Linked DNA regions of Homo sapiens: region 2 is linked to region 1. A link is a loop called in an ENCODE intact Hi-C map of the cell type or tissue named here. Cell type or tissue: OCI-LY7. All regions are shown on one strand. Each heading gives the region's core, and the rest is flanking DNA. Links, peaks and the distances in the headings are about the cores only.

Region 1 (15,291 bases), core at 7,332-12,331:
GTGAGATTATGGGTCCTTGGAAGATATTTTGCATGTGTCTGCGGGTGGCACCTGCTTTCCCCAACAATACAAACCATCAGGCCTCCCGGCGGCAAAGTCAGCCTAGTCCTCATTCTTCATATGGATAAGTAATTACTATGCAATTAGAAAACACAGAAAATGAAGGGGCCCTTTGTTCCTGGTTGCTTATTAATATTAATTTTTTTAAAAAGGTCTCCCTTCCCAGCTTGGGATCCTACAGAACAGGAAGCAGACAAATAATGCCTTTGAACAGCTGTGATGGGCTGTTGAAATTAGATCTGTCAGGGGATGAGAACACCACGATGGCAGCCACTCCGTGGTATAGGCTAAGAGGGTTCCAGGGGAAGGTATCTTGTAAGTGGTCAATAGAATGCTAGAGACACATCCTAGTCAATTTGAATACAATAATGATAATAGATGTTAATAATAATAGCTCACATGTATTATGAGTGAGCCAAGTACCATGTCAAGCCCACCTGCCTTATCCCATTAAATTCTCATAACCCTATGAAGTGAGCACTGTCATTCTCATTCCCATTTTAAAGATTTAAAAACTGTAGTTTGGAAAGGATAGTAGCTTATCTGAAGTGGCAGAGACAGGATTTGAGCCTAAGCCTGTCGTCATTCTGTCCTCTAAGCCACTGTCAGCGGACGCTCCATCGTACCAGCCCTGGGATGGCTGAGCCAGGCTCTGCAACCTTAAAACAGACACTCAAGAAAAAACCACAGCTGCTCTTAACTAAATTCTCCATTATCCTTGGGGGAGGAGATAACCCCAAATCATTTACGAGTGGCCTCAGGAGGCGGTATAAGTATTTTTTGCACCTGCTCCTGCTGTTGCAGACACTGCCTGGCTTTGGCTGACAGGTTTCTGGTCCCTGAATGCACTCAGACCAATGTCAGACAAAGGAGGCCGGGAGGAGGCGTGGTCGTGTAAGAGGAAGCCAGCCTGAAGAGAATTATTGGAAGGGAACCTTTAGCTGAAACAAGGCTGAGGGAAGTTAGCCAATGCCCAGAAGAAACTAGGCGATGGAGCACGGGCGGGCTTCTCTGGGAAGACAGACGTCCTCTGTAGGGATGAGTCAACATTTTTTCCTGTGGGCTGCGAGGACCGCTTCTGGAAGGTCGCTGGGAAGCCCCGCCCGGCCTTAGGGCTGGGAGGGGATTGGCTGCCCAGTTGCTGGGGCTTTGCTCTGAGCCAGTGGCGGGGTGGAGGGGCGGGGCCAAGGCGGGAGCAGCGGGCTTCTTGGCCAATCATCCTGCAGGGAGGCTGGGCACCCGGTACCATGGCAACCGCGAGCAGGGCCTCATTTGTTTTGTAGATGAGTAATTACTACACAATTAGAGAAAGCTAAAAATAAAGGGGCCCTTTGTTCCTGGTTACTTATTAATATTAATAAAATGGTCTGCCCAGGTCTGTGGTAAACATTTGATGCCTGCGTGCCTGTGGCAGAGGCTTGTGTAGCCGGGAAAGGCACCCCAGCCCCGCTCGCCCCTCTTTCGGGAAGTTATTTCTGACTATATCCTGGAGAGGGTGGGCTTCTGACCTTGGGGAGAAGAGGAGAGGCTCAGTGTGACAGACATAGGATCCAGGATGTCCTGGAGTCCGGGTCCGTCACTGACTCAGGTGGAAAGGTGGCGGCAGCGTCACCATCCTTCAGAGAAAAGACAGACACACAGCAGCAAAGCAGACACTATGGACCGGTGTCAGAGGAAACCCCTAGTCCAGTTTTGCTGTGTCCTTCTGTGTTTTCTGGCTTTTGATTGATCAGCTCCAGGTGTGTAAAATAGTCGTTAAGTCTTCAATGGAGGTAGCCCCCAAGACTCCAGTGACTCCCCTCCCATCTGGCTTAAAGGGCACATTCCGTTCAGGCTTGGAAATGATCTGCTGGAGGTTTACACTGTGTTCAGGGTTGTCCCCGTGGCTCCCCATGCCCTGGCCTTCGAAGTTAAAGCAGCTGAGAGGCTTGCTTTCTATTCCTTCTCCCTCCTAGGGGGAGAGGTTGCCTTGTTGATTACTCCAGTGAGGATGATTAACAGCTTAAAAAAAAAAATAGAGGCAGCATAAGAGCATAGAAGGCAGAGTAGGGAATCAGAAGACTTGGTTCCAGGCCTGCTTCCACCTCTACTAAACGAGGAATTCAGACTAAAGGGTCCTTGGGAGCCATTTCAGCTCTACAGCTCTGTTTTGCTGCTGTTTCCAAAGCTGGAAATCCCTTTTCCTTGGAGATAGGAACAGGGACAGTGACAGTGCCTTAAGATCTGAGAGAACAGGCCGGGCACGGTGACTCACGCCTGTAATCCCAGCACTTTGGGAGGCCGAGGCGGCTGATCACTTGAGGCCAGGAGTTTGAGACCAGCCTGGCCAACATGGTGAAACCCCATCTCTACTAAAAATACAAAAATCAGCCAGGTGTGGCGGTGTGTGCCTGTAGTCTCAGCTACTGGGGAGACTGAGGCAGGAGAATTACTTGAACCCGGGAGGCCCAGGTTGCAGTGAGCTGAGAGTGCGCCACTGCACTCCAGCCTGGGTGACATAGCAAGACTCCCTCTCAAAAAAGGGGAAAAAAAAAGAAAAAAGATCTGAGAGAAGTGAGTGGAGAGAAAGCCAAGAGGTTCCAGGTGATAGGAAACTTCGTGGGAATTTGAAAACAGCCATGAATTGTTTAATGCATGAAGGCAATGGGAGGGACAGAAGCGGTTCCAGAACTGTGTATCATTTTACACATCTGTCCTCAGACTTCCATCCTTGGGTGTGGTTGATTAAATCTCTTAGGGTTTGATTCTGTGTGGATGGTATTCATGAATAATAGTGGACCTGTTAATAGCTGCTGTCAATGAGCAAATCAACCCAGAGATTGTGGCCAGTTCAGTGGCTCTTGAACTTTGCTGCTGTTCCTAATAGGAACTTTGATCCTGTTAGGATCACCTGGGGAGTTTTTAAACTGTGCAGTGGCCAGGCTGCATCACAGACCCATCAAACCAGAATCTAGCAGGGTGAGCCTCAGGCAGGCCCAGTGTGTAACACGGGGCTCAAGTATCATCATGTTCTTGCTGGATGTAAAGCTCCATAACATCTTTGTGGCTGTCACTGGTACCCCAGCCTCCTCTAACTGGGAGGTGGGGAGGTGGGGCTGGGATCTCTAGCCTGCTGCTGTGGAGCCCACGGCTCTCCAGCCTCCATTAGTCTTCCCAGCAGGGTCAGGAAGGCCACCCTCCAGGGTGGACCAAGGGGTTTTTGTCCTCATAGAGGGACCCTCCTGTCTCTCTCGAGGACAGGCCAGTCCTGGCTGAGATTAAGGGCATGTACCAGTAGAACTAGCAGCCTGCAGCAACTGTAAACAGAGAAGCAGCCGCCCTCCTTGACTGACCAATGGGAGCCTTTTGGTAAGGTCGGAGTTTGTTTGTTATTAAAGACCTAATTAGAAACATGAGAGGGAGCTGAATGGCTCTGTGCTTGGCTAATTAGTGACATGTATGCGCCTGCTTTGAACTTCAAGGACACAGAACTATTAGTGCTTACATCAAAAATGGATTAAACTCCTGTGCTTTTATAATTATTAAAAAGGAGCTACTCAAGTGGAAAGTCTTTTGTGTGGGTCCTCAAGGGGCTGCCCCTGGGATAACTTCCCCACCCCACCCTGCCCCCTGCCTGCTAGAGCCCCAGCAGTGAGTTTTCTATTAGATATGATTGGGCAGTAAATACCGTTCAGCCCTAGGGTGTGCCAGCTCCCAAAAGGACTTGGCTCTCAGCAGAATGGAGTGGTCTTTTAGGACTGAGATCAGCTCTCTGGGTGGCCCCCTGGGTCCAGGCACTTTCCTGGGGTGGGGGAGGGGAGTTCTAGCGAGGGCCCAGGGTTAACCAGGGCTTACTTTCCCTCTGGCAGTGCCCTCTCTGCTTCCACGCTGACCCCACCAGTACTGCAAGTCTGCTTATTCTTTGGGCTGTGGCGTAGTGGAGGGTGGCCTAGTCCTCAGGAGAGAGGCAGTCCTGTATCTCTTGGGGCAGTCAGATCCTGACCTCAGGGAACCCCCACCGTGATGGAAGAGATGTTTCCACTGCCAGGGAGCTCCCAATTTGGAAAGGCAACAGGGTCCAAGCCCTTAGGAGCTTCTACTCCAAGGCTGGAGAATCTATTCTGTGTCCTTGAATTTGCAGTTTCTCTGGGGCAAAGAAAGATCCAAGTAAACAGAGGAAACCTTGTCAAAGTGTGATTCCAGAAGGGACAACTGAGCAGCATGATTTAAAAAGCATGTGCCTTCAAGTTAGAGCCAGATTTGGTCCTGTCTGAGACACTGTGTGGCATTGGACACATTTCCTAGCTGTTCAAACCCTTGGTCTTCTTATCTGTAACAGGGGTTACACAGCTGCTCTTACAAGATGTTCGGAGCATGAAAAAAGATCGTGTGAAACACCTACCAACATGCCTGGCAACACAGTAGGGGCTCATAAGTATGAGTTCCCTTTCCAGCCTCACACCTGCAGAAGCTACAGCTTCTAGAACTTTGTGCTTCTTGCCTCATTGGTTTTCACCTCCAGGCCCTGTTTTGTCCCTACCAGTATCAGGCCTAACAGGGGCAGAGTGATATCTAATTCTTACATAGCTTTTCATCATGATTGAGAAGACTACATTAGGCTGCCTCGTAAGTCTGTGGTCCCAGCCTTGGATTTCACAGTGTTTTCTTTTAGCAGCAGTCTGTCATGCAGAAACTGGGCCTGCAGTGAGTGCAATCACTTATAAGACACAAGCAAGGATCTGAGCCTCCTGGCAGGTAGCAGGCAGGGAGGTAGCTTTCAGGTTGGGAATTGGTGCCTGAGCACACCACAGAGCAGCAACATGAGAGGGTGGCTGGCGACATGTGGGGAAAAGCCAAACTGACTTCTTTTTTGAAAAAAAGAGACGAGTGTGCTTCAAAGACAGAGGCAGTCAATGGATCAAAGCAAAGCAAGGGACATTTTCAGGACTGAACTAGGAGAAACTTGGAGCCACCAAACTGTAAGAGACAGTAGGGAGTTGTCTCCGGGCAGCAAGCTCCCTGTCTATTTCCTGTGGAGTCTCAGACCTGGGAGGGCTGGATGAGGAAGCAAAGGCTCTGGTATCACCCAACAGGGGCCACCTCTCTGCCTTTTCTCTGCTGAGTGGTGATGGTGGCATCTCGCCTCCCCAGGGCTGCGTGCCCAGCTGCTGGGTGGTTCAATGCAGCATGGCATGGGTGCTGCAGGTTCCGGGGAGCCTCCTTGTCTGTTATTCCTTGCAAATTCTAACCTGTGTGGGCCTGGAGTCTGAAGCCAATTAATTTAAGGAAGAGGCAGCAGGATGTTAGTGTTAAAACACCGCCTGCTTCAGCCAAACCATAAACATTTGTCTCCCGGGTTGGTTTTCCCTCCTCTTCTGAAGCGCTTTAGAGACTCAGGGTAAGGTGTTGTTGAAGCATCCGTTCACGGTGGAGAGGGATCAGGAACACCATCCTGCGTTTGAGACTCGAAGCCTGGTCTGGTGAAGCCTGGCAGATAGTTCACACAAGCAGGACAAGCCCCGTGCCAATGCCAGGCAGGAGTGATATCCAGTCACCGCACAGGGCCCCAGTGACTGCCTCATGGCCTTTCCCTTCCCGGGGCCCTCCGCACTTGCCTCCTGGAAACCTGCAAACAAGCCCAGTCCCTCAGGGCCCTTGGGGGTTGAGAGAAATGAGAACTGACCTCGGCTCCAGAAAGTTCTTTCCTTGGCCTCATGACAAAAGCCTGGTTTCTCTGGCCACAAGGCCACAGCCCATTCAAGGCTGCTCCATCCCCAGAATTTACACCATGAGCAGACAGCAGTCAACTGCTAACCACCATCCTCCCTCACCCACCTTCCCAACCCGCCAGTCCAGAACCCACCCAGCCTGGCCTTGGGGCTTGAGATACACTTACAGACTCAGATCAGGGCTGATAATAAAAACACACCAGGAGGGCCAGGCACAGTGGCTCAGGCCTGTAATCCCAGCACTTTGGGAGGCTGAGGCGGGTGGATCACCTGAGGTCAGGAGTTCGAGACCAACCTGGCCAACATGGTGAAACCCTGTCTCTACTAAAAATACAAAAATTAGCCAGATTTGATGCCGCACACCTGTAATCCCAGGTACTCAGAAGGCTGAGGCAGGAAAACCACTTGAACCCAGGAGGCAGAGGTTGCAGTGAGTCGAGATTACACCACTGCACTGTTGAGATTATATCTCAACAGCAAATGCATGGTCCTAGCCACAAAGCCTTTCTCAGGTCGGTTCTGGGTGTTTGGAACTTTTTCCTTACACCAATCCGAATGGTAGTGTGCTTCCCCAGCTTTACCACTGACATGTTATATGAGAGTTTTAGAACTGGCTAATAGTGATATTATCTCCTGAGGGTTTTGGGGGAGTGTGACTTGACCAGAAGCCAAGATCTTTCTACAAAATAATTCACAAGTGTTAAGTGCTAATGTCCATCAGTTCCCTACTTGAGACAGGCCAACATTAACCAGTAGACATTATCAGCACCAACCTCAGTGGTCTGAATCAGGTTAAGTTTTGAGAACAAGCAGAAACTACAACTTATCATAAGACTGGCGCCATTGTCACTGACATTTGGAATGTCTGTGTGATGCTGGCTGCCCTGTCAGCCCAGTGCATGCACAGACAACTCACCATGTGTCCCGTGCAGTGTGTAAGAGGAGCCAGGGGACTCCAGATACATCAAGACTAGCATGATGTTGACACCAGGCTGCGTTTGTACCTCTCAGTAATATATCTGTTTGTATATGCAGACAGTGAAAAAGAAATCCCATCACATTGCTCTCTTAATCCTCCCCCAGTTTTAAAGTATTTTCCCCCTTCCCTTCTGAAATAGCCTGAATTTCAGCAGAGCTTTAAAAACTACATTGTGTATAAAATTGATTGTCCCTGCATCTGGGTCCCTGAACTGATTTGATTTTAACTTAGCATGTCATACAATTTTCCCAGGTTGGACATCATTGCCGATCTTCTCTACCAGTCTCTCCTACCTCCAGGCTAAGCTCTAGAAGGAAAGCTTGAGCCAAGGATTGCTGGGACATAGCTGGCCGGGCAGACTCCTGAAGTATAATCCTACCTTGCTCTGCTCAAGACATGCCAATTCATAACCGAGTATTCTCCTTCCATTATCAGAAATAGATTTTGTCTTTTCATGCTGACCTTTCCCATTTGACCATCTGCAATTATTTACAGTGGGCACTGCTTTCAGAGGACACATGAAGGAAACTGCAGAATGGGGTCCCCAATTCTGTTCCCCAGGAAGGCCTTTGGCTGCCCAGTTGCTGAAATTCAGAGCCCTCCAGTAAAGAGTGGCTGGCTGTTCAGAGGGACTGATGCAGGCCCTCACTGTTGACAGCCAACTGGCATTGTGGACCCAGTGTCCACTGAGGAATGGCAGAAAGTTGCTCTTACTCTTTGGAGAATATGCCCTCTGACTAGGAACATAGAGTTCCCTGAGAGCCCTGAGAGTTCCCCAACTGCCTGGAGGAGTTTCTTGCTAATAGGGGAGACAGAGTCCTACGACTATGGAGTTTTAAATCAAGGCAGATATAAGCATGATATAGACAAGATGAAGGTAGAGGTGTGTGTTGGAGAGTGTGATAACTTTATTTAGTTTCTTTAAATTTCTCTGAAACAAAAACTCCTAAAATTCAGTGTGATGGATTAACACAGCCTCTGCCCTCATAGATTATCACACAGGCTATGACCTCTCCTGCTCTCAGTCCTCCGTCCTTTCGGGACTAGGGGTTGGGAATGGAGGCCGTGACACCAGTCAGCCCAAATCCCTTCTGAATTGGACTTGGCAAAGGTGGGCCCTCCATTGCATTTGCCTCCCCGAGCCACACGCACAGGCTGGGCAGGGAAGAGTCTCTCTCCCGGAAATGTACCAGGGGCCACTGCGGTCTTCTGCCTGAAATGAAACCTGGCAGCAGCAGATAATTCACAAAGCAGATGACTGAAATTGTCTTGAGGGCTGGCCCTGGCCTTTGCGGAAATGTGAGACCCACCACACCAGGAGCTGGGTCTAGGGCTGGAACTTGGTGGGCCCCTGGCTTGTTCCAAGTATGTGAACTGAGCTCATCTGGAAAAGATTTTGTAAACATTTGCTTTCTCTGAATCGGTAATAATTCAATTTTCAGGCCTTAGAGCCAGAGGTGCCCCCCTCATTGACCTGGCTCTAGCTTTTTGCCTCAGGTCCAGTGACATCACTTAGGGACAACACAGAAATTATTGGACTAGACTTCCATACCTTTTCTAGACCCACAGTGAGGCTGTTCTGACTACCACCACTTCCCTACCCTCCATGCCTAATTCCACTCTCAGCCCAGCCCCTTGTCACTGCAGTTGGGCAGAGCCACATGCTGGCCAGACAGCAGGCATCTCTCCCGTCTTGCTTTAGAACCCTAAGGGAAAGGTGCCCAGTAGCTTTGGGTCCAACCCTTACAGGTGAGAGTCTAAGCCTGCAGCATCTGTCTCTGTTAAGATCTCCAGGATAAGATTCTTGGGCTTTCCTAGGTCAGCCATCAGAGTATTTTATTGATGGGCAGGAAGTTTCTCCTTTTATCCAATGTGAAATACCACCAACTTTCATTCAAGTGCATCTCCTCTTGCCGTCCTCGGTGAGATCGGTGTCCTTGCTTTTCTGGTCCCCATTCCCAGGAGTCCTTTCTTCAGGCCCAAGATGATTAAATGCACCAAATGGATAAATTGGGTTTTTTGTCAATCACCTCCTGATTCATATGGCAAGTGAATTGCATTTTCCTATGTCAGATTTTCCTAAATCTGCATGTGGTACCTGCCTTATTGGCCTCTGCATACATAACTATTTCAGAAATAGGGTGTATTTGTTTTAAACTTGACAAGTTACAGAGCTCTGTCTCTTTTTCATTCTTGAAGCAGTCCCATGAGTCAGATTGAATAAGGAAAGCATCACTCACTTGCTACAGATGAGGACTTGGGCTTGTGAGTGGCTTCTTAGCCCAAGGCACCTGACTGTAAGAGCAGAGCTGGGGTCACAGTCAGGTCTTCTGCCTCTGAGTCCAGTACTCCCTTTCCTTACATCATTGCTGCCTCTCTGTGGGTGCCACCTTGACTGGGAAAGCCCAGAGGATATTGGAGAGTGAGGATGAGGGGCAAAGAGGAACCTGCCATGGATGCTGCTGATGAAATGAACCTGATCACCGCAATGAGCCCCCAAACTGCCATCCTAGAGCAGGGCTTGTCCCAAGCCACTTAATGCTCATAGCTCCTGCTGCAAAAATGCCAAGACGTTTGCAAGACGTTGTCCTCTTCTGGGACAGGAGTCATAATATCCAATTTATAAACCTCAGCACTGTTTATTTATTCAACAAAGTGTGCTCCCTGTCCCCGCCCCCTCACACGCACACCCTAGCTGAGCAGTAGACAAGGTGCCCTTGCCCACTAAGAGCCATGTCCCATCCTCTCTTCCCAAGCTGATCCTGGTATATGGGACCAATTCTGGCCCCCCAAAATAAGTCTCCGTGCCTGGGGAAAGGCACCGTTCGCTTAGAAGGATCACTGAGAATTGACTGGAGAATGACTTCCACAGAAAGCACCCTCAGGTGAGAGATTTGGCTTCATGCCTTCCCCCACCCCCCAACCCCACTCCCCACCTCTCCTCTTAGAGGGAGACGGGTTCTCAAATGACCCCCTTTCCTGCGTAGCCAGCCAGTGTTCAGTTTGTGGAGTTACGCTGAGTTTGCAAAAGAAGAAAATTGCTTTGTCCCTAATGCCTTCCCACTGTCAGACAGCAGGAACAGCTACTGACAAGTTTATGTGCCGAGTGGCAGTCCCCATTCTCTCCTAAGCAGCCAGAGCCGTTGCTTTTTATGAGTCTTCTCAAAGATGCATGGGTTTCCAGATGGCTCGTTCGGGGACTTTAACATGCTTTCTGGAGCCTGGTTCTTCTGCTCACAGAGACAGACAGAGAGAAGTGTCGACTGTGGAAAATAGAGGCTCCTCTCTTCCATGCGCCCAGCCCTCAGGGGTGCGGGTTCCACTGCCCAGAAGCCTAGCTAGAGGCGGGACCAGCCAGAACTGGGTGCTTATTGCCTGCTGGCTGCGCCCTCTAGTGGGGACCCAGCAGCCCTGTCTTTCACCCCTGGCTGGGGGACATCTGCAAGGTGACTTTGAGCTGAGGCTCCGGCACCGTGATGAGCAAGTGCGTAATAAAACGGGACTTGGGATTTGAAAGCTGCATTCTAATACAGTGTCTTCTCCACGGTGATTTTAGTGTCATTTGATGGAGGAGGACTGAGCAAGGAGGGGTAATATAGACCTAAGATGAGCTGCTTATTGTGAAATTCCCTTCAGGCCGACTCAGAAACCACAGGCCTCCCCACACACAGGAATGGGAGCGGTTGCCAAGGATGGGCATAATACCAACAGCCCTTTTGTCTTCTATCTAAGCCTGCAGAAGGGGGTATTTCTGAACAGCACCCTTCTGTGGGCATGCTACATCCTGTCTCCGAGGCTGCTTCTGCTGGCTAGATTAGTCTCTAGGTGGCTCTCCTGCTGGAAGAAACGGAAACCTAAACCTGCCTCTCCCCACCCATTAGTTAGGTGGGCCTGCCCAACACCTTCCTGGGTTCACATCCGGCCAGACAAGAAAGAAGCCAAAAAACTTTCCGTCTACCACTGCGCCTCCTCATGCCCACCCCATCCTATTAGCCTAAAATGGAACGGGCTAATTAGTTTATTTGTATAGGGAGGGGTTTCAGCTGCCTGGACAAAACCAGGAGTCCACTGTCCAAGCTTCTTCTGTTTTCCTGAGCTCAGAAGAAAAAAAGTGTGTTAGACTAAGATAATACCGCCTTTTGAATATCTCGGCTTCATATTTGCCTCCATGAGTGAGAGGGCCAAGTGTTATCTGCAAGTTGAATCTTCTATATTCAAAAATCTCCATCCCTTTTTTCTGCCAGCGCATTCCCAGATCAGCCGTTCACTTGCTCTAAGCCTCTATAATTTATTTTTTTCTTTTCTCTTTAACCTGCTCTTTCCATTGGCCAGTTTATTCATTTCTCAGCTACAGCTTCAGAGGGGCTCACCTTCGGGCTTCCCGCCCCAAGGGCATCTGGAGGCTTCAGTTCTGTTTTCTCTGCTGAGTCAGGAGCCAGGCCCAGCTTGATTTGGTCTCCCGTGTATCTTTGTGTCTCTGTCTCAGTCTCCTGCTAGTGTGCCTTGGGTGCCTCATCAATCTCTTCCCATCCCTGTGACAAGTGGGTGAAAATCAATCCACTTCTGGCTCTTCCAGGCCCACCAGAACTGAGGGCCTCAAATCACAGGCCCCTGGGAAAGGGAGGGGCCAAAGCCAGGAGTGACCCCACCTGCATCGATGTTCTTTGCCTCTGCCATTGAAGGCAACTGGTCATAGGGCAGAGGGGGAGAAGCCAAGGGAGGCAGAAGGGAGAAGTGATTGTTGCAAGGAGCAGCCCTCTGGAGCCAAAGATGTGAAAGTGTGACTCTCAGAATGTCTGGTTCTTTAAGACGGGTTAGCCGTAGCCCAAAGGTAGCCAGCCCAGACTCACCTTGAGGCTTAAAAATCAGTAAGAACTTCCTTTAACAATTAAAAAAATATTGTTTTCCATTTTGGAAAAGAAAATAAAGTTTAAACTACTAAGGAGAAATAAAGGTGAGACAAAATTAACCTGGTTAACTGGTTGACAGGCTGCGGCCCTCATTAGGGTCAGAATGATGGGATTGGGGGGGCCGAGGCAGTGTCACCTTCCGCTGCCCCCCGATCTGCAACCCCACCACTCTCTGGATTTGTGCGTGTCAAGTCCACTCTCTCTGTAGCAAAGGTACATCCTGAGCCTGCTGTTCTCACTCTGGAGTTGACATTGCAGGATAACCAAGAGAAAGCAGGTGTTTTGGTCAGCTATGGTTTAGCTATGAATTGGTTCAGTCGGTATGTTCTGCATTCATACTTCTTTGTCTTTTTTTTTTTTAAACAAAAGGAAAAAAAGTTTAAATCCCCCCTTTCCTTCTCCTGCAGGAGGTGAGTGTGTGGGTGTCCTGTAGAACCATTGGCTTCCACCCCAGCTCTGGCCCCAGCCTCCAGGTTTACCATTCCCCCCCATCCCTCCCTCCATCCCCTTCTCTCCACCCCAAAAGGAAACTCTCTGCCGCCATCATTACTGTTATGTCAAGATGCCCAAACTCTCCATAACATATCCCATCCTCCGACCACGTTCAGTATTGATGACTTTCATTCAGTGTTATGAATGGGAAGGGCGGGAAGGGAGGGAGTAGCCAGTGGGGAGGGGCGGGTGGTGGGGGTGGGATGGAGAATGGAGATCTTTTTTGTCTTTTTTAAAAAAAAAAACAAAACAAATTTGTCATTTAATGGATCCAAAAACCAAAAAGAAAAAGTGAAACACACACACAAAAAAAGATCAAAAATCCCCTCTGCAAAGATTTTTTTTTTCCTGGACACAAATTGCTTTGTTTCCTGTCACGTTTTAATATCAATATTAACACAATGTGTAGTCTAAAACTAGTTCCTTTGTAGTTTGCATGGGATGTGAATGCTGTCTCAACGTGCCCAGATCTAGAAGACTGCATGAGCATCAATTCAGATGTGAAAAAAAAACTCTCTCTCTCTCTCTCTCTCTTCCATATATATCTCTATTTCTATTGTGATAATTTGGTGGGCAGTGAAGCACCTCCGGTTGGTTGCCGTAGTGTGTTGAATGATTGTTTTTTTATTCTCTATATTTTTGGAGCTCCAAGCTTCTTAGTAGTAGCCTGGGCTGAGTATTCTTGAGTCCCTGCTGATGTTTTCGCATGGCCTTGGTTGAGTGTTAGAAGTTGGGCCTCAGCTGTTTTTCTCAAGTGTTTGGCTTGTAATGACCGGTGCATGCCTGGCTTCTGGCCTCATACCCAGCTCTATTCTCTGCACACCAGTCCTGAATAGCTACAGTGCTCAACCGAATTTTGGCGCGCCCGCTTCCCCGGCAGGCTCCAACCCGGCGCGGCCCGGAGGCTTCCCGGGGGCCAACAGCCCAGGACCTGTCGCCGATCTCTACGGCCCTGCCAGCCAGGACTCCGGAGTGGGGAATTACATAAGTGCGGCCAGCCCACAGCCGGGCTCGGGCTTCGGCCACGGCATAGCTGTAAGTACCTGCCTTCCCCTGCCCTCCTGCCTCCTCCTTCCTGACCAGCTCCTTGTGGCCTGTGGGTGTGCCAGGAAAGCCCAACATCGGGGGCAGAGGAGAGGACAGAGGGTCCCCATCAACATCACACCAGCTCCTGAGGGCTGAAGCCTCCGTCGTCTTAGAGGTGTCCTGGGTGCCTCTCGTGTGGCTGTGTGATGGAGCAGAAGGAGCATGGGCAGGTCCGGTTCAGATCACCACTCCATCACCTTCACACAGTGCATCCTTGAGCCACTTCGATAACCCGTCTGAATCTCATTTCCCTGGCTGCAAAACCAGAATCTCTATGCTTTCCTCAAAAGATTGTGGGAGGATTATTCGAAACAGTGTCCCACGCTGGCACGTAATAGGGCCTCAGTAGTGGCCACCTTCCTTGATCCCCGCTTTCTGGACACTGTCATGTGGGCTGGGACCTGAGAGCTGGGAAATGTCCCAGCTCCCCACCAGAGTAGCAGCCTTAGTCAATAGAGCCCCTGATCTAAGGTCCAGTGGCAGCGCTGGAGCCCGGGAGGTGGTGTGGGGATCCAAGCCCTCTCCCAGGCAGTTTCCTTTGCTAATGTTTCTTACAGTTTCCAGGTTCCAAGTAAGTTCCCATTTGCGTTCCTTAGCTGCAGCCTCCACCCCTTGAAGGCCAGATGCATTTGATATTTGTAATGCTCTGTGGTTCTATAATCTGACTAATCCAGGCAATGGAAATTTGCTTAACAGATTTGCATGCTGTTTTCAGATTGTGTTGTTCTTCTCCCTCCCGGTGTGTGTGAGCATGAATGTGCCTGAGCCCACTTGCTCGCTGTCCCTTCCATTTTGGAAACAGAAAATTGGCCAACCTTTGCCCTAGCCAGCCTCAGCATTTTGGAGGCAGTTTGGTTTTGAGCTAAGATGGGTGCGTCTGCAGTCCCAGGCCACGTTCCTGTCAGACTCCGCTTCTGAGTGACAGCTGGCAAGCCCTGACTTGGGGGCCACGCTGCGGAGAACAAAACATGTGCAGACAGTCTAGGGCACCAAGGTGGCCTCATTCATGCCCCCTGGCATTGGGAGCTCCTCCCTCATACACACACTCACACGCACGCATGCATGCACACACGCACACAGACATGCACGCACACGCACGCACACACGCACACACAGGCGCACACACGCCTGCCAGCCCTACTTGTGCAGGATGGGTCCTTGTTCAGCTCCGCTCCCAAGCCAGTATCACTTAAGTCAGTAGTCTGATGAATCTAATCCCTTCGGATCAACTGTGGTACCAAATCCAGAATAATATTATTCACCTGAGAGCTGCTCAATTTAGGGGACCGTCTATCACCACTTATAACACAACTTATTTCCATATTCAGCATCCAGAAACACAGACCCAATTTGTTCTTGAAAACCGGGGTCTTTTGACCTGTGGGCTGTGATGTTTTTCTGAAATAACCAGAAAGCATCCCAGTTTGTCTGCACTGGGATTTCTTCTCCCCAGCTAGAGCCGTTGGGACTGCGGACAGAGACTTATCTTTGCACTCTGGGGTTCAGGGCAACATGCCCATCACTGGGGGCACAAACCCCCGTTTCCCACCATCCACCCACGCCTCTGAATCTGGCTTTTGGTTTCCCCCGGGGTAAGCAGATAGGCTTGGTAGGGGCGGAGGGAGTGGGGACTAGGGATTTGGAGCTGAGGAGGATGTCATCCTGGCCCCTCATGGCACGGTGTCTCAGAATTACATATTCATGCTGGCAACCACAGAACTAGTCCTAGAGATAATTTCCTTTCCCAGAATATGACAATCTGTTCCCATGTATAGCACACTGATGACCTTAACAATTGTGCAATTTTAGGGACCTTTGATTGCAACGGCCTTTACAAATGGATACCATTGAGCAGGTGCTTTCGTTGCCATCTCACTCTGAGGTATTACCGTCTCTGCCATGTGTCTCTGCCCTGCCGGTGTGTCCGTACATGTATGTCCACAGGTCATACATGCACGTGCGTGCCCCTGTCTCATCACATCCACATCTCTCTCTCCTCTTTCTGGACCCCTTTTCAGGAGGGTGGGGGCAAAAGCAAATCCAGTCGTTTAATCTC
Region 2 (15,291 bases), core at 3,475-8,474, 310 kb before region 1:
ATTCAAAGTTTGTGTGTATGGCCAGGTGCAACGGCTCATGCCTGTAATCCCAGCACTTTGGGAGGCCTAGGTGAGTGGATCATCTGAGGTCAGGAGTTTGAAACCAGCCTGGCCAACATGGCGAAACCTCATCTCTACTAAAAATATAAAAATTAGCTGGGTGTGGTGGCGCATGCCTGTAATCCCAGCTAGTTGGGAGGCTGAGGAAGGAGAAGCGTTTGAACCCAGGAGGCAAGTTTGCAATGAGCCGAGATCGTGCCACTGCACTCCAGCCTTGACAACAGAGTGAGACTGTGTCACACACACACAAAACAAAAACAAACAGCCCCAAAAAACCACACACACACAAAGTTTGTGTTCAGTGTATACTTGATGGAATGAATGAATGGATAGATGAGTGAGACAATGAATGAATGAGAACATACATTGTGTGAAGAAACACTGAGAGGAAGGTGTGAGGCAGGTCAGCTTCTCATTCTTTGGTTCCCTTTCATATTCATAAGGTACTGGAGGTACTGGATATAAGTCGCAGGAAAGTCGGCCTTTCCTATCTCTTTGGTTTGCTGTTGACTTCCAGCACAGTGTCTGCACCAAGTAGGCACTCAACAAGTATATGTCACGTAAATGAATCTGGATGTTAAGTCATGAACCTGGATGGTTTCTTCTTTAGTGGTCTACTCTGAGGTTCACCAGTGTGTAAAGTCTTGGGCTACCATCTCTGTTTTGGGACCTAGGACCATTTTGGTATTTTTCCCAAGTAGAGAAATCTGTGGCCGCCCTTCCTATTTATTCTTTTGATTTCTGGAACTTAGATGTCTGAATAGAGGACTCGATGTTTGTTCCTTTTATTTTATAAAGGAAGTAGGGGAGGAAATAGGACTCTAAGACCTTGGCGGAAAAGAGAAGGGAAGCAGATGAAGAGGAGCTCCCAGGTGAAGGAGGGTGGAACCCTGATTCCTAAATGGGAACAGGTTTGTTCGGACTCACACACTGAGCAGCTCTGTGTTTCTTCTTGCTCTTCCATGCTCACAAAGGTCTGTGATTTTAGGAGGAGGTGTTGAGGGACCCTGGAAGAAAGATAAAGGGTAGGGTCAGAGGAATAAATATCAGCCAATCCCTGAATAATTGTCACCTTAAAAGGCTGTACCTAGACAGGGTTTGTGGTCTTGAAGGAGCCAGTTTCTTATGTTCAAGCTTCTTGGTCTCTTCTTGGTCCATGTGGATTTAACTTGGATGGAATCCCTCTGGCTACCAGTTTGCCTTGGCCAGAAGGAGAAGGGCTCCTCCTAGCCTCCTCCTCTGCTGCTTCAGCCCTGCTGGGCACTGAGCAATTTCACAGGGCGGTGTTAAGGATCAGGGTGTGGAGAGTAGGAAATTAGTAATGACTGGACTGGGTGAGGGTGACTCTTGTAATTTTAAAGAAATGTTTAAAAATTAATCGGTTCTCTGCTCTGCAGCTTTAAAAAAGTCAAGATGGAGAATTTCCCACTGTGACGCCTTTTATTTCTGGAAAGTTGAGTCATTTAATGATGATTTGAATATCAACAGTTCATTGGCCCATCTTTCCCCAGATAGCTCCCGAAAATGCGCTCTCCTCCAGAGAAGGACACTTTTCATTCCTTTAGTTTTCTGGCAACTCAAGTATAGCCTGGCCTCCTGTGTTTCCCCAGACCATTATCGGAGTTGTACTGACCAAATGGGAGTGGGTTTTCACTTGTACCCACTGCTCCTGTTTAAGTCTTCCTTGGACCAACTGTGGGTAGGTGTAAAGCAGGCATGGCTGTGACTTCCACATTGGATGGAGGCTTGATTGATTCGATGTGATTCCTTGGGTTTTCTTGGGGTTGTACTAAGGACTTGTGTGCCCAGGAGGACACAAGGCTAAAGATGGACTTGGTGCACTGATACATGGTTCAGTTAGGAACAGATAGTGGAGGAGCTCCTAAGACATTTACCTAAGATATTCTAAGGGAAATCGTAGACTCTTATTTCCTTTGTTATTTAGGGAGTAGTTGGTGGAGATGTAGGTGGTACCAGTGATGCCATTTCTCTTGTAGGAGCATTTGCTGAGTCAAAGTATCTATTTCCTCTGGAGGGTCCTTGAATTTAAGAGCTTCCAGTACCAGTAGATTGAAGATTTAGTCTGATTATAATTTTTTCCTTGGGTCTCAGAACATTAAGAGTATTCGAAGACCTGGTTCTCTTGTTTCCTCATTAATTTTGGTCCTGGATGGTGCAGGGGTTGGACTGACCTATTAAGTCTCCTTTTCCCCCATCCATGAGCAGTAAGTCTGTCATGGGGATCAGCAAACTCTTTTTTTTTATGTGTGTAAAGGGTCCAGATAGTAAATATTTTAGGCTTTCAGGGATCAGGATGCAATATTGAGGATTTTGTGTAGGTATTTAACATAACAAGAGAGAAAACATTTACGGAGAATTTTTACTGATGAAATTCAAAATATAATGACAATTATTGAGTACAGTTTTTTAAAATACACATTTGCTAATGAGAAGAATGGATTTTGTTTCAGGGGGCATAACATTTTGCTGAATTGGAGTACAAAGTTACTGTTTTCTATTATCAAGTCAGTTATAGATGTTTGTCAGTAAAAACCATTCTTAGTTCTCAGGTAAGAGAAAAACAGATGGCAGACCTGATGTGGACTGCATGCTATAGTTTGCCAACCCCTAGTCAGTAGCATAGCTCTGGTGATGTTAGTTTTGGTGTGGAAAGTGTAAGGACGTGGTATGGCCCAGGACCCCATGTTGCTCTTTGAATGGCTGGGAAGGTGTTTGAATGCCACAACACTGGAATTTTGTGTATTTAATAAATAGTGGTAGAGAGGCCAGGCAATAGAAATACAGAAGTGAGCAGGATGGTCAAGGTCAATGCCCTGGGAGAGCTTACATTCTAAGAGAGATGATAAGTGAATATAAAATTTGATTCCAGGTGGGGGAGGGGTGTTTAAAGGATGTCTCTCTGGGAGGTGATATTTGGATAGAGATCTGAACTAAGGGAGGGAATGGTCGCCAGAACTTTAGGTGAGGCAGCAGCAGAGGCAACATCTTGAGATAGGAGAAAGCTTGATAAGTGTGAACCTCCAGGAAGTGCAGGTGAGAGCAGAGAGGGTGTGATGAGGAAGGGGGTGGGAGAGGAGTTTGAGGAGAGAGGCAGGGGCCAGATACAAGGAGCCTGGGAGCTTGTATTAATACAAAGGAGCATGCGATGGGATGTTGTTGGAAGGATTCGAGCAGCCAGAGAATGATGCAGTATGATTAACTGTTGGAGAAGATCTCTCTAGCTGCTGGGCAGAGTAGACTCTAGAAGGCAAGAGTGGAAGTGGTTTTATGGGGCCACAAAACTGAGTGTTGAAAATAAAGATAGTCTGAAAAATGTGGAGTCTGTGACCAGCATATTTTTAAGATTGTCTTCTGTGTCATAAGTCAGGATCCTTCTGGTTTCAAATAACCCAACTCAAAGGAACCCAACCAGAAAGGAGAATACCTTGGCCCACATAACTGTAAAGTCCAGGAGTTTTCCTGGTTTTGTCACAGCTGGTCCCAGGGCTCCGGTGATGTCACCATGGCTCTCTCTGTCCCTCATCTCTCCTCTCTCCTTTTCTCTGTGGGTTGGCCTCATTCACTCCTTTTGCACGTAAATGTTTTCCATGAGTTGGTGAAGTGGCCGTCAGGATTCTGGATGCACATAGGAGCTTGGCAGCTCCCATGGAAATAGTACTGCTTTCTTTCAGCATCTGCATATCACTGTCAGGAAAGTTCCCTGATTGGCCTTGCTTAGGTCACAGGTCCAGCCCTTGGACCAGTCTGTGATGGATAGTCCCTTGGAACTGGGTAGGTTCCCTGAAGACAGGGGTGCTGAACAGACACAACAGTGTATGTCCAGCTTTGGTCTGTCCTCTTTGGTCTCCCTTATTTTTCTCTTCCTTTTCTGCCTCAGACCTTTCTGTTAGGGATGCGTGCCAAAACTCAAGTGGAACTGGTGTCTTTACCCTCAAAACACAGACTCCTGAATTATAATCACATGCTGATTTTCGTGGTTACCACTGATCATGACCACATGATTCTTTTGCTCTGAGGGTTGGGCCAAACCCCCTCCCTTGTTCTGGCAATGCTATTTTGAGAGGCCATGGGGGCAGGCAGGGCCTGGCGGGTTCCAGACTCTGGCTCACCTTTTAATAACTTGCTCTGTGACCCTGGATGTGCCATTTAACCTTTCTGAGACTTAGTTTCTGAGCTGGGTGCATCAACTAAGATATCCATCAAATACTTTGGAAGATGTAAAGTGGCATTTAGATGACATAGGCTATGTTTCCCAGGCTAGGACATGGGCTATGTTTCCCAGGCTAGAGTGCGATGGCACAATCTCAGCTCCCTGCAACCTCTGCCTCCCGGGTTCAAGCAATTCTCCCTGCCCCAGCCTCCCAAGTAACTGGGATTACAGGCACCCACCCCCACGCCCAGCTAATTTTTTCTGTTTTTAGTAGAGTTGGGTTTTCGCCACGTTGGCCAGGCTGGTCCCGAACTCCTGACCTCAGGTGATCTGCCCGCCTCAGCCTCCCAAAGTGCTGGGATTACAGGCTTGAGCCACCGTGCCTGGCCAGTCTTTTTTAATCTTTTGCTTAGGAAAGAGAGTGACGGGGAAAGAAAGGTTTAATTCTGGACCTTACTACCCACACATACCAGATCTCCCCTCTTTGCATAACTTCTTTTTTGGCGGGCATGTTTCTTCATTTTTATCTTCTTGATAACTTTGATGCCCTGGTTGGACTCTTAAGCAGATTATCCTTGGGTGGGGACGTCAGCAGGGAGAACCACCCCAGACTAAGACAAGTTGTGTTTTGTCTGTCAGCCAAAAGCACTCTTAGCAATCCGACATAGACATCATTTTAGATGTACAGAGAAGAAAGAACAACACAGTATTGATAAGATTTCAGCAAGATCCCCCCTCCCCCAAAGACGAAAACACACAAAACTTAATGCATTGCTCTGTAATGCCTTGGTTCCTAGTTTCCTAATTAGGCCTGTGGTTTAGCAGAGTGCACCATCTCAATACACAGATGGTTTTTATGTAAAAAAATTTTTTTCAAATGTTAATTTCCAGTGACTGATGTTTTATGCCTAAATCATTTTCCATTGTTTATATTTGATAAGAACTGTATTTGAACTGCTCCTTTATAAGTTGGAGTCTTTTGTAATGGGATTTAACTTACTGGTTTTACAGGTGTATGAAAATGTTAAGCCGTGTATTGTATTTGAGAGTTTGAAAATTCTTCGTTGCAGCTAATTTAAGAAAAAAAAAATTAAACAGGTGATTAGCAGCTGCTTTCGGTTTTGAATGTCCTCGCTTTGGGGTTTTGTGTTTGCTTATTCGTGTGCAAATTGGTGTGGTTATTTTGGACCGGTTGAGACGCTCCAACATTGCACCTCCCAGGCCAGCTGCCCAGGGCCCATTCAGTAGACCCTTCCCCGCTTCTCGGGGCTGATTTGTTCTCATCTTGTGTGCTCGAGAGCTTGCTCTCTCCTTAATGATTCAGGCCTTCCTGAGAAAACAAAGCAGCTCTGGCCCCGTTTCTCCTTGAGGACAGCCTTGTTCACTGCCACAAAGACCCTGCTTTCTCCCCAAGCAGAGGAACTGCCTCTCGGGGCAGCCAAGAACCACAGACCCAGGCGGCTGCAGCTCCTACTTCTGAACTTCTGGTCTCCCGAGTGACAGCTTCTGCATGGTCTTAAGCTCCAGGACCCCCAAGGCCACCCAGAGTCAGAGTCCACCGCCGGTGGGAAAAACAACATTAGGAAGTGGGTGGTGTGGTGTAGAAGGGGCTGCTTAGAGCTTCTGGCCTTCGGAGCTGGATCCAGCCACTTGAGCTTCATTCGGCAGCACACAGACACCTCCCCTCCCTCCTGCTCTGCCCCAGACCTTGTGCTTTCTTGGCACCGCTGGGTCGTGCCTGCTCAGACCTGGTCAGTGTGCTTGCCAGGGCGAGGAGAGCTTTGCATAGGCCGCTGCTGCTTACTTATTAACGATGACGCTGGTGGGAGCTGCGCCACCAGCTCCCTATCCAGGCCTTTGTGGTTGCATCCTGTTCACATAAAGGTGAAATCATGACCTGCCCGACTTGATTTTTCAGTTGAGGGGCTTTTGTGTATGTGTCGTTCTTGATCCAGTAAGAGGATTGTGCTTTCATTCACAAAGATTTGATCAGTAAATAGGAAGAGAAAATACTCAAGGGAGAAATGCTTAGTGTTCCGATTAATACATTAATCTTTTTTTTTGATGAGCTGAAGGTGCTCTGTTGTTTCTCTTGACTGAGTCTTTGCCCTTACCTTTGACCTTAGTGACTTGATCATCCAGCCAGGATCTCTGTACAGCCCCATCTCCTTTCTGAGGTCTTGTGGTCACACACATGCTTTCCTGCTTCTGTCTTGAATGATACTCAGTGAACCCCACAGCTTTGGGGGCTGCTATTTGAGGCACCACACTTGGCAGGCTTGGCTCCCACGGGGAGTTGCAAAGCTTGCAGTTATAGACCTTGGCAACTATTTGCCCTTAAAGAAAAGCATCAGTGAAAAGTTGAGGGCAGAGGGAAGAAGAGAAAGATCTTCGTGGGTTTTTCTGTGTGTGTGGGGGGGTGTGTGTGTGTGTGTGTGTGTGTTTATGGACAGCATTTGTACCTGTAAAACCAGAATGACTCCTTCAGGCATTTTTTCTCCTGGGTGGTTGCATTCATGGGCTGAAGCTGGCTCTTCTGAAGATTGCAATGATATTTAAGGTTAAGGGCTTGCCAGGTAACACCTTGAATGACTCAAGGCTCTGAGGCCAGGCTGCGTCCATTTGAAGGAAGGAAGCATCTTTTTCTGATTCATGCAAAGGCATCTTATGGACTAATGGTCATCCTAGAAAGTCATCACTAGTACAAGGATCTTTTGGAAAAGTGAGATTGGAGAAGGTTGAGTATGAAAGTGATGTATTAGAAAGGTGAATATGGGATGTGAGATCCTAGTCATTAGCGTTTGGAGGGGGCCTTGGAGGTTTGTTAGATCAAAGCTTTCATTGTGCAAATGAAATGGCCCAGTGAGGTTAAAAGAGGGAAGGTCACACAAATTCCATGAAAACCATAAGTACAAGGTTTGAGGAAAATAATTTTAGGACAAATAAAAGAAGTGCTGATTTTCATTGCACTTCTAACAGTTTTATAGAAGTGTCTGTACCTAAAGTGTTGTACATGTTAAAATGTAAATATGGTCAAGAAGATTGTAGGTGAAATCGAAGATGATATGTTGCTAGGGCCCAGCCCTAGCAACGTATCATCTTTTGAGGAGTGTTCCTCATACTTTGAGATTGGTTTTATAGAGGGCTGTTCCTTATACTTTGCGATTGGTTTTATAGAGGGCAACTCTGTTCACCCACAAAAGTCTCTTGATGCCATTGCTGGCCAGAACTTGGGTGGGAGAATGGGAACTGTTCAGCAGAGCAGGTGAACAGGTGGTCCTGCCATCCCAGTGGCAGGGGCCCCTTCCTTTCTCCCGCCACTCCCGGAGGAATGACCCTGCATCTTATGCACTCTCTCCGATTCCCCAAATCCCCTAGGTCCCACTGCTTGGGTTTGGGGAGTGGGGCACATCTCTGCTGAGAGCCAGCCCATCAAGCTGTCTGGGTCTCATGGTGGCATATCTTTGTTCCAACTCAATATGGGCATTTTAATCTTTATTTATTTTTAAAATTTAATTTTATTGAATTCAGCTTTAATATTATTGAATTCAGCTACAAGGGAGATAGAATAGGGTGATTGATAGTTAAGAGCATGGGTCTTAAAGTCAGAAAGACAAAGGCTCCAAGTCCAGTTACCAACTTCTGTAATTCTGTAATTCTGGGGGGCGGACTTACCTGTCTGAGTCTTAGTTTCTTCAACTATAAAATGGATGTCCCAGTACTGCCTCCCTGCCAAGGTTGTCTGAGTGAGTCCTCAATAAAAGCTGGTAGTGAGATTAATAGCACTTGATGGCAAAGTTTGTACCCAGTCATGGGTAGGGGAATTGCATCTGCCATCCAGTGGCTGAGGTCAAGTGATGACACCCCAAACTATAGGATCCTGGCAGCTACAGCAGGCATTGCTGCTTCCCTTTCGGAAATCCCAATTGTTGAGGCCCTGGCTGAAGCCCTGTCGAGCCCTTGGTGACCCCACTACCATTTCCTTTATGGTTGGCTTACTCTGCTTTCTTTTGCAATGAATATAGTTTAAAATTTCTTTATGAGTGTTCTCCTATTTGCTGCCTTAGCCTGTCACCCACTATGCTGAGCTCCCCACCCCTCGTGATGCCACTCAGCACCTTTATTTGTGATGTGGGGTATTCTGGGAAACTCTTCACAGGCAACTCAGGGAGCCTGGCCCTCCATCTTATCTCTTAGGAAATCCTCAGGTGTCCCAGGGTTTGGCACCAGAGAAGTGCTGTAGACCCTGTTTTCCAGAAAGCTCCGTGCCTTCACGTGTGGTGAGGGAGTGGCTGCCCAGAGCAGGCGAGGAGGCACTGGGGGTTGCACCCATGTTTTATTATGATGGGGGCTTCAGAAGCCAGATGTCTGCAGCTACTTGGAGCAAGCCTGGGTCTTCCTTAGACTGCAGTTTTAGGACTTAAGGAAGGAGCTGGGCTGCTGCCACATGCTCGTGCTTGTGTGTTTAATTTGTTTATTGGTGGATTTTCTACCCTGCCTCACATCAGAAAGGGCTTGAGGCCCAGGGGTATAATAGGTGAAACTTTTTCTCTTGAACAGTTTTGCCTTTTCCTAACTTCTCCGAGCCTCTGATCTCTAGGAGAGGCTAGTCAGCCCTTGGTTTAGGGGCTCTCCCTTGCTGAGTAGGGTTTTGGCTTTGTTGGGGCTGTCCAAGGGCTCCAGGTTCCACTTTTAGCTGCACAGCTGACTTGTCTCTTGTCCCCAGATGCTCTCCTGGCCCGTGAGGGCCATAGCATCTCAACTCATTTAATCTGGTAGCACTGAGGTGGGCAGTGTTTCTGAGTGTTTTGTGTGAACCCATGAAGAGAAAATGTTAGAACTAGGCTTTATGCCCATGGAGTGATTCTTCTACAGTTTCTTAGTTCTATTAAATTTTAAAAATATCTTATTGCTTCCACAGAAGAGAAATTTTTAGAATATGGGAAGAGCGAATATAACATTTTGTTCAATATTAAAAGTTAATTTAAGACAGAACCAGAGGCCAAGACAAGTGTCTTCTCTTTTCTTCATTTGGTGATATAATTGACCCTTTGTACCTGCGTACAACTTAATATTCATTCAGCAGAGGCTAATTATGGGATGCGTAGATGCCACATGGTTAAGGTGAAGATGCAGATTTCTGTGTGAGCTGCTTAATTCTGACGGTTATAACTTGTCCATAAAATTTGCTATGGATTGTAACAAGTGGAATATTAACTCGGAATATGGGGAGGTCAGGAGTATCTCCCATCTGCTTCCTTTCTGAAGGGATCCTAGCTGAACTGAGTGGGGGGTATGTTGTGCACAGTTAATATGTTGTTGACACTTGAACAACTCAAGGGTTACGGCCCCCCTGCACAGTTGAAAATCTGCGTATAACTTTTGAGTACCCCAAAATGTAACTACTTAACCTATCATCAACTAGAGCCTACTGATAACATCAACAGTTGATTACACATGCTTTATATATGTATTATATACTGCATTTTTACAATAAAGTAAGCTAGACAAAAGAAAATGTTAAGAAAATCATGGCTGAGTGCAGTAGCTCATGCTTGTAAACCCAGTACTTTGGAAGGCCAAGGCGGGCAGATGGACTGAGCTCAGAAGTTCGAGACAGCCTGGATAACATGGTGAAACCCTGTCTTTACAAAAAATAAAAAAAAAAAAATTAGCCTGGGCATGGTGGCTCATGCCTGTAGTCCCAGCTACTCAGGATACTGAGGTGGGAGGATGACTTGAACCCAGGATGCAGAGGTTACATTGAGGCAAGATCATGCCACTGCACTCAAGCCTGGGTGACAGAGCAAGACCTTGTCTCAAAAAAAAAAAAAAAAAGGAAAATCATAAGGAAGAGAAAATATATTTACTATTCTTTAAGTGGAAGTGGATCATCATAAAGGACTTCAGACTTGTTATCTTCACATTGAGTGGGCTGATGAGAAGGAAGAAGAGGGATGGTTTTGCTGTCTCAGGGGTGCAGAGGTGGAAGAAAATCCACATATAAGTGGACCCACATGGTTTACACTTGTGTTGTTCAAGGTTTGACTGTACGTTCTGAGCCCAAAATTGGAACACATGCCCTAAGGCCCTGTCCTGGATCATTTTATATATGTGTATGGTCAGGCTTACAAAGATAGAAAAATGGAATTCCATTTTCTTACATATTTCTACAAATTATTTTGGTCAAAATCTAGAAAATACATAAAACTGAGGTCTCCTGGAAAAGCCAGAATTTATCTCTGGGATTGGGATAATTGGCTATTAGGAAAGGGGTCTACCTTGTTGGCCTGTGGTCTTGACTTTTCCTTCTGGAACTGAGAATATGTGAATGGCTCGTGGAACTGCACGGAACCCAGTGGTGGGCAGTATCTTTGTAAACAAAATGAGGTTGGCTTTCAATGGCCAGGGAATGAATGTGGAACCAAATTGCAGTTTGTAGAAACAGAGCTGGGCTCAGACATTTAAATTAAACGTATATTTCTATTTGCACTTCCATTTTGTTCGGTAATAGTGTTGGATATGGGAAATCTTGTCTTTGTTTATATTTGAGGGAACTGCAGCCTTCATTTCCTAAACGGAAGATCCTGTGGCATTCCTGCAATGGAAGCTCACCAGATGATCAGAAAAGGGAGAGATGGCGAAGTAACTTGTCTCTGGTTACCCTCCCATTGTGGAAATTAATATCTGACCCAATTCTGTTTGCCCAGTGAGTTTATGGCTTGCTAAGTGGCTGTTGTAATGATCCGTCAACTGTTGCAACAGCATTTTCTAACAATTTTATTTTACAGTTCTGAAGTTTTAGTCCATAAATTTTTTGAACTTAAGGCTTTGAGTTGGAGGAGCCATGTGGTTCTAGGGGGGAAAAAAGTGCCAGATTTATTCTTTATGTCTGTGAGCTGTGCCTTCCCCCCATTCTTTTCCCTCTTTACATGCCACCCCTCTGATATTTTCTACTTGAAAAAAAAATTCATACTAAAGTGCTTGTCTTTGTATAATGCTACTCATAGAATATTTGTATGAAAAAAGAGTCAGGAGATGCGATGTTCAACCCAAGTGCATGAATTATGATTATAAAGTTTCCATTTAAAAATGAAGGCTGTTGGAACCCTTACGTGTTGCTGATGGAAATATAAAATGGTGTAGCCACTGTACAAAGCACTGTGGTAGTTTCTCAAAAAATTAAACATAGATTTATTGTGTGGTCAGCAGTTCTACTTCTGGTTATATACATGAGAGATTTGGAGGCAGGGACTTGAACAGACATGTGTATACCCACATACATTGCAGCATTATTCACAATAGCCAAAAGGTGGAAACAACCCAAATGTCCATTGATACACGAATGGATAAACAAAATGTGATAGACATATGATTAAATAGTATTCAGCCTTGAAAAGGAAGGCAATTCCGATAGATGCTACAATGTGGATGGACCTTGAAGACGTGCTAAGTGAAATCAGCCTGTTACAAAAGGAGATTATGGCTCCTCCTATATGAGGTTCCTAGAGCAGTCAAATCCATAGAGCTCCCCACCCCTTATGACATCACTCAGCAACTTTATTTATTAGGTCACAAGGGGGTGGGGAGCTCTGTGACAAAAAGAGCTCTGTGACAGAAAGAGTGGCGATTTTATGTTATGGATATTTTACCACTGTAAAAACATAATAGGCTGGGCATGGTAGCTCACGTCTATAATCCCAGCCCTTTGGGAGGCTGAAGTGGGCAGATCACTTGAGGTCAGGAGTTCGAGACCAGCATGGCCAACACGGAGAAACCCTGTCTCTACTAAAAAGTAAAGAAATTAGCTGGGTGTGGTGGCGCACGCCTGTAATCCCAGCTACTCAGGAGGCTGAGGGATGAGAATTGCTTGAGCCTGGGAGGCAGGGGTTGTAGTGAGCCGAATTGGCACCACTGCACTCCAGCCTGGGCAACAGAGTGAGATTCTGTCTGAAACAACAACAGCAGCAGCAACAACAACAACAACAAACAACAACAACAACAACAAACAACAACAACAACAAAACATAATAAATGAAGGCTGATGGGAAGCCTTATGTGGGTGGGGTTAATGTCTCTCTTAAGCCAGACAGGTGAGAACTGCCCTCTAGATGTCCTTTGAAAATATAGCACTGCCCAGGCTGGTCTGTCAATATTAGCCAGCTAACGTGGTCCTTAGGTCCCAGGCCACTTCCCAGGTAAGGGGCTCCATCCCCGTGCTGACCTGCATTTTCCTTCTAGGTGGGGATTTCAGGTCTAGAAGCAGCTCCCACCTGAAACCTATGTTCTTGGTTGCTTTATGTGATAATTATTGTGTTCTATTTTAAGCCACTCCTCTGAGTTTGGTAACCGTCTGGGATTCTGTTTTGTTAGCCCTCTCTGTGAGACACAATAAAAGAACAGCAAGACCTCATGTAGGTGGTGAGGGGCCAGAAGGCTCGGCTGGCTGGGTTTGGAGACACAGTCCCTCCTGTGCAGCAGGAGTTTTCATTCCCTATAGGTGAAGGCTGAGAAAAGACAAGGCTTTGAATAAAATAAAATACATATTTTTCTCCCTGCTCTGGAAATGCGCTTGGCTCCAACACAGCAGGTGGCCGAGGAACTCAATCTGTGGAAGGCATCAGTGCTTTCAGTGCAATCAAAGTTAAGTGCAGAAATTTAATTAAACGGCATCAAGGATGGCAGAAACTTTGTAAAGCTGCAATGCATTGTCAAATTCAACAATTATTTCAAGGAACACAATCCACAGATGGTGTCTAATTGATAAATTAAGGTTCTGCTTCTCTAATGGGCTTGTGTTTAAGCCCGTTTTCCACCCATACAATAACCATCACCTCCAGGATGCCCCCTTTCCCCTCTCCAGCTTGGACATCGCTGCAAGAAGAAAGCAACCCAGCTCCCCCAGATGACATTCGGGAAGCCTAGGGTTGGGTCCTGAATGTTTAGTGGGAAAGACCTCCAGCTCCTTTTCCTGTGATCCCAAGCTCCCTTTTGGGATTGAGTCTTGTCCTAAAAACAGAAACAATAGGATTTCTTCGGGCCTGTGTGTCCTTTTCTGCTCTGCTAACCCGGATGTGTTGCTCAGAGATGGCTGGGTTATTTATTTATTCATTTTTTTTTTCTTTTTCCTTTTTAGCATTGCTGACTTTCTTCCTCCATGGCACAGGATTTTTGCCCAAAACAAAAGTCTCAATTTATTTGTTCTTTAAAAAAATAAAAACCACACTGAACAAAAACCTCTGTTTTTCAGAACTTGCTTCCTGTCTGTTAATAGTAGATACCCAGCTAACTTACTTTTATTTCGTAAGAAAATATTTGCGATCTCCAAACATCCAGTCATGTGCAGAGAAATGTATCCTGTGTTGAGATTTCATTTGAAAGGAAACCTGAAGATCTTGGGTGTTTACCAGAACTTCATTTTGCAGATGAGAAAACTGAGGCACAATGGTTTTTTATATACCTTGCTTTGGGACTAGTTCTGTGAAACATGATGTTTCTAAAGCTGGAGGAGAGGCAGTTGAGCACATCTGGGCTACCTACTTTAAATGGTTATTTCATCCATTCGTTTGTTCTACCAACAAATATGCATTAGGTACCTTAGCTTTTCTAAATGCTAAGGGGAAGTTCAGTGGTGAAGGAAGACACTATTCCTGCCTGCGTGGAGCTCACAGGAAAGTGTGGGGAACAGATACTGCACGGATCCTATGAGTAGCTGTATCAGTACAAGTTGGGATGGGTGTTCTGCAGGCAGGGTAGAGGGTGACCTGGGAGTGTCTACTGGGAGACATTAGGAGGGTTTCTCTGAGAAATGACTTAGCATTAGGAGGGATGGGAGGAGCCTTCTTGGCAGAGGGGATAGTGAGCTCACGGCTCAGTGTACCAGAAGACCCAATAGAAGGCCATGTGGGGGAGGAGATAGTGTGAGAAAGGCTGGCAATGAGCAAACAGAGAATGTTGTCCTGGGAGATGAGCTTCCACATATTGTGCACTTACTGGACAGTATACCTGGTGCTGTTCAGAACCTTATACAGCCCATCTTGTCTAACCCTTACTTTATTCCTAGATGTATCTCAGTATCTTCTACAGATTGTGGCACATAGTAGAGTCTCAGTAAATGAATCTTCCCAATGTTGACTATTTTTTTTGAGACAGAGTCTCGCTCTGTCACCCAGGCTGGATGCAGTGGGTGTGATATCGACTCACTGCAACTTCTGCCTCCCCCGGATCAAGGGAGCCTCCCACCTCAACCTCCCGAATAGCTGGGACCACCGTTGTGTACCATGCCAGGCTATTTTCTTGTATTCTTAGTAGAGACAGGGTCTTGCCGTGTTGCCCAGGCTAGTCTTGAGCTCCTGAGCTCAAGCAGCCCCACCCGTTTCGGCCTCCCAAAGTGCTGGGATTACAAGCATGAGCCACCATGCCCAGCGTTGGCTATTATTATCCCAACTTTTCAGTTGGGGAAGTTGAGGTGGACTGAAGGTAAATCTGCTGGCCCCAGGTCCGAGACCACCGGTGGGGTGGGTTTCTGTGCTGGACAGCATCTGTCTCCCCCAGCCTGGGCCCTTCTCACGCCTCTTCCCTCCCCTGAAGGGATCACACGTTTGAATGACTTGGAGACTTGGAGACACATTCTGTAATTCATAACTCTGACCACATGCTGCTCTTAAATTTCCACCCCGTGAAGGAAAGAAGAAATGAGAGACAACCCCTAACTTTTTATTTTTACACATATAGTAGAGGTGGAGAGGGCCAAGTTTACAACAGAACCTTTGCAAAAGCAGCAGCCAGGGCTCAGGACCTCACTGGGTACCCTTGGCCTTGTCTTTGCTCCCTACGGGTTGTCCTGGAACAGGAAAGCAAAGGGGAGGAGCGAAGAGGTGGGGACAGCCAAGGAACAGATCATATTTACTTATTTGTTTGTTTATTTCTAACGAGTAGCTGTGGGGAATGCCACTGCAGAACCCTTTCTAATTGCCTTTTATTTATTTATTTTTGCCATAGCGTGGGTGGCTTTTGAAATTGCACGTAATTTACGGAGGCGAGGATCCTGTGCCTGGGAT

What was found. Hi-C counts contacts between places; a loop is a spot of excess contacts. Peaks named below come from ENCODE experiments on the same cell type or tissue, not always from the same donor. Only the 100,000 strongest peaks of a DNase experiment are listed, where the experiment ranks them.
Region 2: it touches region 1 in a loop (9-fold over the local background); 2 of 110 quality-filtered maps call a loop at or near these places.

The regions. Positions count from the first base shown.
Region 1 is chr17:57,661,943-57,677,233 of GRCh38, forward strand. It overlaps MSI2 (musashi RNA binding protein 2), which reads left to right. Exons shown (of 14, transcript NM_138962.4): 12 at 13,030-13,184; 13 at 15,045-15,117. The coding sequence ends at 15,086. Among named protein-coding and RNA genes, the nearest start is that of MSI2-AS1, 61 kb to the left of the region's middle. RefSeq lists silencers at 1,020-1,312, 13,932-14,001 and enhancers at 2,491-3,097, 14,270-14,769. In OCI-LY7, for the core only: CTCF peaks have their summits at 10,156 (motif pointing left) and 10,360; DNase peaks (open chromatin) are centred at 10,139 and 10,579; H3K4me3 peaks cover 405 bases; H3K27ac peaks cover 779 bases.
Region 2 is chr17:57,351,555-57,366,845 of GRCh38, forward strand. The region is part of intron 5 of MSI2 (musashi RNA binding protein 2); the gene reads left to right. Among named protein-coding and RNA genes, the nearest start is that of MSI2, 100 kb to the left of the region's middle. RefSeq lists an enhancer at 3,398-3,447 and a silencer at 12,560-12,803. In OCI-LY7, for the core only: no CTCF peak of the experiment used is centred there; DNase peaks (open chromatin) are centred at 5,047, 5,407, 6,047, 6,457 and 2 weaker places; H3K4me3 peaks cover 4,159 bases; H3K27ac peaks cover 5,000 bases.